Regions from separate parts of the Homo sapiens genome. Here region 2 is linked to region 1. Evidence: chromatin loops called from intact Hi-C (ENCODE). Cell type or tissue: mammary epithelial cell. All regions are shown on one strand. Each heading gives the region's core, and the rest is flanking DNA. Links, peaks and the distances in the headings are about the cores only.

Region 1 (4,382 bases), core at 105-4,104:
TTGGTCTTGTCTCAAACTTCTTATGCCCAAGTGATCCTCTCACCTCAGCCTCCTGAAGTGCTGGGGGATTACAGAGTGAGCCACCACACCCAGCCTCCTCCTCCCTGATAATAGTCATTCTGATGCTTATAAAGTAATATCTCATTGTGGTTTTTATTTGCATTTCCCTAATAACTAATGATGTTAAGCATCTTTTCATGGGCTTTTTGGCTGTTCATATATCTTCTTTGGAGAAATGTCTATTCAAATCCTTTCTCTATTTTAAATTAATTAATTAATTTTTTTGTAGCGATGGGGTCTTACTATGTTGTCCAGGCTCATCTGGAACTCTTAAGCTCAACTGATCCACCCACTGGGCCTCCCAAAGTGCTGGGATTACAGGCATGAGCCACTGCGCCTGGACTGGAATCAAGTTTTTTTTTCAGGTTTGAAAATTTTGGGGCCCCTTGAAAAGAGTTTGTGGGCCCTGTGCCCTCAGCCTCGTAGGTAAAATGGCCCCAAGGAAGAGTATGGGGTGAGGGTGACCCTTCACTTCCAGGTGGCCTCCTTCTTTGCTGTGTGACTTTGGGCACATCCCTTAACCTCTCTGGGCCTCTTCATATGTAGCAAGAACCTGTTCCTTCTTTCAATTGATTGATCGATTGATTGATTCATTCACTCATTCATCAGGCCTCAGCCCAACACTCATTCTTTCATCATCATCAGTGTTAGGGTGAATTTTCCATGTTTTCCAGGTAAGGAAAAGTCTCACGTTGAGGGCTCAGCAATTCATTTGGATCAGGGCTACAGTTTGCTCTGGGTGGTGGGAATACAGAGATACAAGATATTTTCATGTATTCATTCGACGAACATCAGTGGAGAGCCCATCTACGTGCTGGGCTCTGAGGACCCAGGGGTGACCAAGACAGGCCCAGCTCTCCCTTCTGGTGCTCACAGCCTGGTGGGGGAGGTGGAAACATACATGAAACCCCACAATAAGGGGACACTTACCTAAATGGCCAACATTCATTGCAGTGCTGGCTTAGGTTTTGCCATTATTTGTTGGGGTTGGGGGAACACAGATACCAAGGTCTGGTCCTGCTGTTTGTATGTGGGGTGATTCTCTAGTTTGGGGGTGTCTGGCTTCAACTTGGAAAGTTAACCCTGCAAGCAGGCCCCACACTGCTCTTGGTAGATGGTGAGCTCATCTACCTTGGCCTTTTGCTAAGCTGCCCTTCTCATTCCAGCTCAGACAGGTGGGGAGTGGGGAGGTGGGGATGGGGGGTGAGGCTTGGAGAGTTCCACCATACAGTCCAAGGCACACAGCCTGACAGGGACAGAGAGTGGACTCCCTCAACCTCACTGCCCAGATACGGATGGCTGGTCACTGCATGTTGGCTGGAATAATAGTAACAATGTTGACAGGTTACATCGCCTGTGATTTGTTGGAAAAGGGCAACCTGGTATGATTTACAGATAATTTAAGTGATTTTTATTTTTTTGAGACAGAGTCTCCCTGTGTCGCCCAGGCTGGAGTGCAGGGGTGCAATCTTGGCAGACTGCAACCTCCGCCTCCCAGGTTCAAGTGATTCTCATGCCTCAGCCTCCTGAGTAGCTGGGACTACAGGTGCGTGCCACCACGCCAGCTAATTTATATATATATATATATATATATATATTTTTTTTTTTTTTTTAGTAGAGACGGGGTTTTGTGACAGTGGCCAGGCTGGTCTTGAACTCCTGACCTCAGGTGATCCACTTGCCTCGGCCTCCCAAAGTGTTGGGATTACAGGAGTGAGCCACCACGCCCAGACTCAATGCACCCATTTCACAGATGCGCCACAGCAGTCCAGAGAGGGCTGCTGGAACATGAAGCATCAGGCAGCACCAGGGTCCTGAGCTGGGTCAATTTTCCAACCTGGAGGTTGGAAGTCGAGGTGAGCATGAAATCAGGTGGTCATCCAGTATTCAGGACCCTCTGGCCTCCCAGGCCCCCAGCCTCCTTCTTCCTGTCAGCCAGATTCCCGTGCACCGCAGTCACGCTTGCTAGTTTCCATGGACACGCGTGGACTCCTAGGAAACCTTTTCCGGAGACTGGGCACGAGAGGAGTGATTTGCATCTCATTTGAATGCTAGGCCCTGCCCCGAAAGTGTGCCATCTCGTCCTGCCGCGAGGGGGCGCCAGAGGCCAACCAAGCAGTTCGTGAGCCGAGTGAGCACCTGCTCCTCCTTCTTCACTGACCTGCCTGGGAGAACCTGGCTTTAATTCTAATTTTTCAGAGGAAGGGATTAGTGTTTAGAGAAGGGAGTTGATCTCACGGTCACAAAGCCAGGAGATGGTTCTAGATCGGAGTTTTTGATTTCTGTATTCTGCCGTGTTCCCTGGTAATGCCCCAGTCCACGAGCAACAGAGGGAGACCTGGGAGACTCTTGGCTCCTGCTGGCAGCCCGGGACCCCCAGCCCACGTGGTATCAAATATTGAAATGCATCCGTGTAACATATAAATCTGTTGTTAAAGGATTGTTGTGATTTTGCGCATGAAATATGTGGGCAACTCGGCCGGACGCGATGGCTCACGCCTGTAATCCCAGCACTTTGGGAGGCCGAGGCAGGCAGATCACCTGAGATCGGGAGTTCGAGACCAGCCTGACCAACATGAAGAAACTCCGTCTCTACTAAAAATACAAAAATTAGTCAGGTGTGGTGGTATGCCTGTAATCCCAGCTACTTGGGAGGCTGAGGCAGGAGAATCGCTTCAACCCGGGAGGCAGAGGTTGCGGTGAGCCGAGATCGTGCCATTGCACTCCAGCCTGGGCAACAAGAGCCAAACTCCGTCTCAAAAAAAAAAAAAGGGGGGGGGCAACTCATTTAATGTAGGATGGGCTTGGCGTTTTCAGCACGTTTGTTCTATTTTAGTTTAGATTTTCTCATTTTTGGAGCCATTAATTACTCCCCCTCAGCCAGGTCTCAGAAATATTTATAGAGATCCTTGAAAAGCTCTCCCTACTTTATCTCCTGGCCAGGGAGGCTCAGATGCGCACCTGGAAGACCAGAACAGATCCCTGGGTGTGAGGGGATGTCTCAGAAGAGAGAATCCCCTGCCACTCGCTCCATCCTAGCTCCCACCCTTCCCTGCATGGGGATCAGAACAGACTCCCCAGGTCCTGTCCTGCTTCTCCCTGTGGATCTTATTACACTCCCTCTGCCCTGACCCCTCCTGGGGATGGGCTCAAAACAGACATCACCCCTACCCATCCCCACTTCGCCTCCACCCCTCTTCATCATGGGAGCTCAGAACAGCCCCCCAGCCCCTCCTGCCCCCAGAGGAGTGCTCAGAACCCAGACAGTCCCCTACCTCGTGCTCCCACAGTGAGCTCCGTCCCGCCCTACTCCTGCGCAGATCTCTGACAATCCCCTCCCCTCCCCTCTCCTCGGCTTCCAAGAGGCTCATTACAGATTCCCCTCCCGCGGCCTGCCCACCTGGGGCAGAGGAGGACTCAGAACAGCCTTCCGACTTCCATCCAGCCCTCTCTCTCCGCAGTGGGGGGCAGGCTTTTCATAGACCGGTCACCCCTCCACCAGTCTTCCCCAACTATGGAGTCAGAACAGCCCCCCTCGGCCCCACCCTCCGCCTTGGCAACCCCCCCCCAACCCTCCGCCGGGGCACCCCCACCCCACATCCCTCCCCCACTCCCTCCCAGCTCTCCACCTCCGGAGTGGAGGGGTTCATCACCAAACCCCAACTCCTCCACCCTAGGGGGTCATAACATCCGCCCTTGGCCCTGCCCTCCGCCCTGGCACCCCCACCCCCCCACCCCCATCCCGCTCTCTTACGGGGGCGGGGCGGGGAAGGAGGGTTTCCTTTTGTGTTTTTGGGGACAGGGTCTCCCTCTGTCGCTCAGGTTGGAGTGCAGTGTGCAAGTGGTGCGATCACGGTTCGCTGCAGCCTTGACCTCCCGGACTCAATCCATTCTCCCACCTCAGCCTTCAGGGTAGCTAAGCCACAGGTGCGCGCCACCACACCGGGCTAACTTTTAATTTTCGTAGAGTCAGGGTCTCACTCTCTTGCCCAGGTTGATCTCGAACCTCTGGGCTCAAGCGATCCTCCCGCCTTGGCCTCCCCAAGTGCTGGGATTACAGGCGTGCGGGGGTGGGGTGGGGGTGGAGGTTCATCAACAAACCCCACTCCTCTCCTCCACCCTAGCGGGTCAGAACAGCCCCCCGGCCCCGCCCTCCTCCCCACCCCCTCCCCCGGGGTCGCGCCCGCCTCGCGCCGCCTTTTCCACGCGGTACTTGTGGCGGCGCAGGCACTCGGTGAGGCTCCGTGGCTCCTGGTCCTCCAGGTCCTCTGGCAGCTGGAAGTTGCGGTCCAGCACCTCGGCCGCCTCCTGCCAGTTGGCGA
Region 2 (4,382 bases), core at 318-4,317, 230 kb after region 1:
GTTAGGTGGAAAACACACATATTGATGTTTGCATGTGTACATGGATGCAGTTCTGTGGCAGCTGTATTTGTTTATCTGCATACATGTATGCACTTGTGTGCAATGAAATACTCAAATGTGTATTTACTTGTATGCATCATCATCCACTTGTTGAAAGGGGCTGCTTTGAATGTCCAGGCAAGTGTTGTCATGTGCATACACACATGGCTTTGACATGTGCTTATATGAATATATATGTGCTTCATGGGGTTGGGGACCTTAACAGATATGTATGGGTACATGTCTGAGTGTTAGGACATGAGTGAATCTTTTTTTTTGAGACAGAGTCTCACTGTGTTGCCCAGGCTGGAGTACAGTGGCAGGATCTCAGCTCACTGCAACCTCCACCTCCCCTATTCAAGTGATTCTCCTTCCTCAGCCTCCCGAGTAGCTGAGACTACAGGTGCGCGCCACCACACCTGGCTAATTTTTTTTATTTTTTAGCAGTGACAAAGTTTCACCATGTTGGCCAGGCTGGTCTTGAACTCCTGACCTCAAGTGATCTGCCCACCTTGGCCTCCCAAAGTCAAAGTGATGAGATTACAGGCCTGAGCCACCGCGCTCGGCTGGACATGGGTGGATCTTTATGTGACATGTATATTGTGAGCATTCATCAGACACGTGGATACATCTATATGCGTGCTGGCAGACACACACACTCACACGTGTGTTGCTGGGACTATATCTGTAGCGGCAGACTGTGTCCTATATACACGTGTATGCTTGTGTTCACACAGGCATTTGAGTACACACGTGTGCCTACGGAATGTGCCTTCCCAGGCACATGGTCTGCGTAGAGCCTTCATACATCCTAAGCATTTGTGTCCACACAGGAACAAGTCTGGGTATGAATGTGTGTAGGGATTGGCAAACGCCTGTGGGTCCCCGGTGGAGGGGAGGGGGGACAGGTATTTCCTCAGCTGAGCTCAGGCAACACGGCAACCCATCTCAGCCTAGCTTCACTCCTGCCAAGCCCACCCCAACATCTCTCGTGCTCAGCCATCCCAGCCCCTCCCCTCTCTGGGCACCATCCCACCTCTCCCTGGGAGACTGGCCTCACCCAGCACTTCTCCCTCTCCCCACCCCTCCCTGCCTCCTACTCCTCCTCACTCCAACCTCACACCTCCCTTTACACCTGAGGGCCTTACCTCCCACCCCTGTCAACCTCTTCCCCAGCCTTGCCCCTCCCAGCGATTCCTCTCCACTCAGCCGGGCCCCTCCCTGTAAAGTCCACAGAATCCAGCACAGTCCTCCCCCAACGTCTCTGTTTCTGGAAGCCTCATCCCTCTTGCCTCCTGCTGCCCCCCCTTAATGCCACCCCCGCAGCCGAGCCTCCTGTTTGCGTCAGAGTTAAGGGTGAGATCCCCGCCCCCCCCCCCCCCCCCCCACTCCACTAGGCAAACCTTCCAGAGAAGCCCAACTTGGAGGATGTGAGGCGGGGTGGGGCGGGATGCTGGGGGGAGAAGAGAGAGGATAGAGGAGTCAGCCAAGAACACCCACGTCGGAACCTCCTCCAGTGCCACCTTTAAGAGCCCGGCTACTTAGAGCAGGGGGAGAGGTCAGTAGGGGGTCTGGACATTCAAGTTCTCCTCCCATTCCGTCCTCAGGCCTAGGCGGTGGGGGTCGCCTAGGGGTCTCCTTCACTTCCCTACTCCCCTAACTCCATAGGCCTGGAGGCTAGGGGATGGAGGAGTTGACCTTTGACTCTAGGGACCCTTCTTCCACCACCCCCAGCCCCGTCCAGCAGAAACGAGCTTAGAGAAAGTAGGCCCCTGTCCCTTTAAGAACACCCGCGTCCACGCCGGCCCAGCCCGGCCGGATTTGCACTCGGAAGCTGCCGCGGCGGGGAGCGGGCGGGCGGGGCAGGGTTTGTGAATGAATCGGCCGAGGGGGAGGGGAGGGAGGAGGAGGGGCGGCGGGGGCGGTTCCCGGCTCCCCGGCCTGCCCACCCTGTGTCCAGGCAGCAGGAGTTCAGCACACGCACGCTTCCTGTCGCCCGAGGTCTCCCGAAGCCTGCAGTCTCAGGCTTGGCAGACACACCCCTTCCCCCACCCCAGCCTTCTTGAAATGGGTGGGAGTGACGGGGGGACCCCAGTCCTTAAGAACCAGGGGTTCAGAGCTCTGTAGGCGTGGAACGGCGGTCCACATCCACCCCTGCCGCCCAAGGTCTCCCAGAGTTTGATTTCTCAAACGGGAGTGCCCAGAACGCCTGGGTTCGGTTGGGCTGGCTTCCCCACGACCCCAGAGCCATAAAGGTGTGGGGTGGGGGGTCATGCCCCTCCCACGTCTCCCTCCCTCCTCCAACCCCAACGCAGAGCGTGGGCCTGGGCGTGGGCCTCTGTGCAGATGGCGTTCTGGCCCCAAAATAGCTCCCCCCCCACCTCACGTCTCCCTCCCTCCCTCTCTCCAGTGCAAAGTGGGTGAGGTGAGGATGGGCCAGGAGGGGGACCAGGAGACATTGCTCTTCCAAGAAGTAGGCTCCCTGCCGAGAAGGCCCTGAAACGTGTTTGGGAGAACCGGAGGGGGCAGGGAGCGGGAAGACCTTCTGGACATTCCTCCAACCCCCTCACTCGGGAGGCCAAAGAGTTAACTGGAAAAGCGCCCCCAGACCTCCAGTCACAGCCCTCTCTGGACGCTGGGAGGGGTCTCCTGTCTCCACACTCCCCCCACTCCAGTCCTCTTTACACCTAGGGCTGGGAGAGTCCTAGAACTCGTGGATGCCCTGATGGCCAAGCCCCTCTACCTATATCTTACATCCCCACGGCTTGGAGAACCCTCCCACCGCACTCTCCTTCGAATTTCCAGCCGGGTCCGCGTCCATGAGGACCCGTAACCCAGCCCACAACACCAGACCCCTTCCAAGCACCCCTGCAGGCTTCAATCAAACTACCGAGCCCAGACTCTTCCTCACTGACCCTCTAAAAACCTGGTCTACACAGACGCCCCAGTCTAGATCGTTTCCGGGTAGAACCCCGGATACCCGTCCACGTCCACACGGGCCTCCGCGTTCAGCCGCGTCCACACGACCCCTCCAGCAGCGGCCACCAGGACCCCCGAGAGCCCTGCCGCGTCTACACGGATCACCCCCTCCGGGGCCCAGCTGCGTCGACAAGGGCTACCCCTCTCAAAAGTCCAGCCACCTGGACTCGGGTCACCCCCCAGGAACCCCCTGGGAGCCGCATCCACGCGGACCCCGACCCCAGCCCGCGTCCACACGGGTCCCCCGACCCCCAGCCTCGCCTCCTACCTCCAACGCAAAGCAGAGACATGTCTCCGAGCTCGCAGGTGGGCCGGAGGCGGCCGGGCCGGCTCTGTCGGGTCGGGCTCAGCGGCCGCTGGGCTGGGGCATCTCCCGGCTGCAGCCCGCGCTTGGCTCACGCCGGGGCCCGGCCGCCACCGGCCATCTTGGTTCAGCACCGGGGGCGCGGACAGCGCCTGACGTGGCGCTGATGCGGGGCGGGCAGGCGGAGCCCAGGGACGCCTGATGGGGCGGGGGCGCTGCGGGCTGGGGGGGCGTTAAAGGGCCTGGCTCCGGGAAGGGGCGCCTCGCCCCACACCTCCTCGTTGCAGGGGGACAAGGGGCGACGGCGGCCCCCAAGCAGGTTTCCTCCTGTGCAGACCCTCACCTGCACTGAAATGGTGCACGTGCCCCCGCCACCCATGCATGGACATTCCTGCCCTGGTAACCTGGGCAAACGCCTCCCTGCAATACTCAAGCAAGTACAGGCAAATGCAAGCTCTTGTGTGTACGCCCGGCACCAGCACCGGGCAGATGGTCCTGTTCTCTGAGTATCTCTCTTCCTCTGTCTCTACGTCTCTGTCTCTCTAACTCTACTGCCTGGTCTCTTTCTCTCCCTGGGTCTCTGTTCCTCTGACTCTGTCCACTGCTCTCTCAGTCATGTGTCTCTTAGCCTCTCTCTGTAAAGTCTTTTTGCAGCTCTACTGCATCCTGTCTAGGTCTCTCTCTATGTCTCTAAGCCATCCAGCCCATGGGTCCTTGCCCACACTCTGAACTCCTTTTCATCCATCAATGTCTTGTCTGAATATCCTCTCCTCCAGGAAGGCTTCCCTGACTGCCCCAAGCTGAGCCTTTGTTTCTCCTCTCTGGACTCCCCCAGCCCCTATCCCTTCCTCTGATTGGGCCCTGACCCGAACGAAACTCTGCCACTCCTCCCCACTTTTCTTTTTTTTAGATGGAGTCTCCCTCTGCAGCCCAGGCTGGAATGCAGTGACGCAATCTTGGCTCACTGCAACCTCTGCCTCCTGGGATCAAGAGATTCTCCTGCCTCAGCCTCCCCGAGTAGCTGGGACTACAGGCGCATGCCACCATGCCCAGCTTTTTT

Evidence for each region. Peaks named below come from ENCODE experiments on the same cell type or tissue, not always from the same donor. Only the 100,000 strongest peaks of a DNase experiment are listed, where the experiment ranks them.
Region 2: a loop joins it to region 1, with 4 times the contacts of the local background. A loop is called at or near these places in 3 of 110 quality-filtered maps.

What each region holds. Positions count from the first base shown.
Region 1 is chr19:17,451,459-17,455,840 of GRCh38, forward strand. It overlaps NXNL1 (nucleoredoxin like 1), which reads right to left. Exons shown (of 2, transcript NM_138454.2): 2 at 3,967-4,382. The coding sequence ends at 4,189. Among named protein-coding and RNA genes, the nearest start is that of TMEM221, 5.0 kb to the left of the region's middle. In mammary epithelial cell, for the core only: a CTCF peak has its summit at 2,145 (motif pointing right); a DNase peak (open chromatin) is centred at 2,153; H3K27ac peaks cover 175 bases; H3K27me3 peaks cover 109 bases.
Region 2 is chr19:17,684,892-17,689,273 of GRCh38, forward strand. UNC13A (unc-13 homolog A) reads right to left here and starts at 3,463. Exons shown (of 44, transcript NM_001080421.3): 1 at 3,287-3,463. The coding sequence starts at 3,308. RefSeq lists enhancers at 1,643-2,604, 2,605-3,565 and a silencer at 2,799-2,981. In mammary epithelial cell, for the core only: no CTCF peak of the experiment used is centred there; no DNase peak of the experiment used is centred there; H3K4me3 peaks cover 252 bases; H3K27me3 peaks cover 1,249 bases.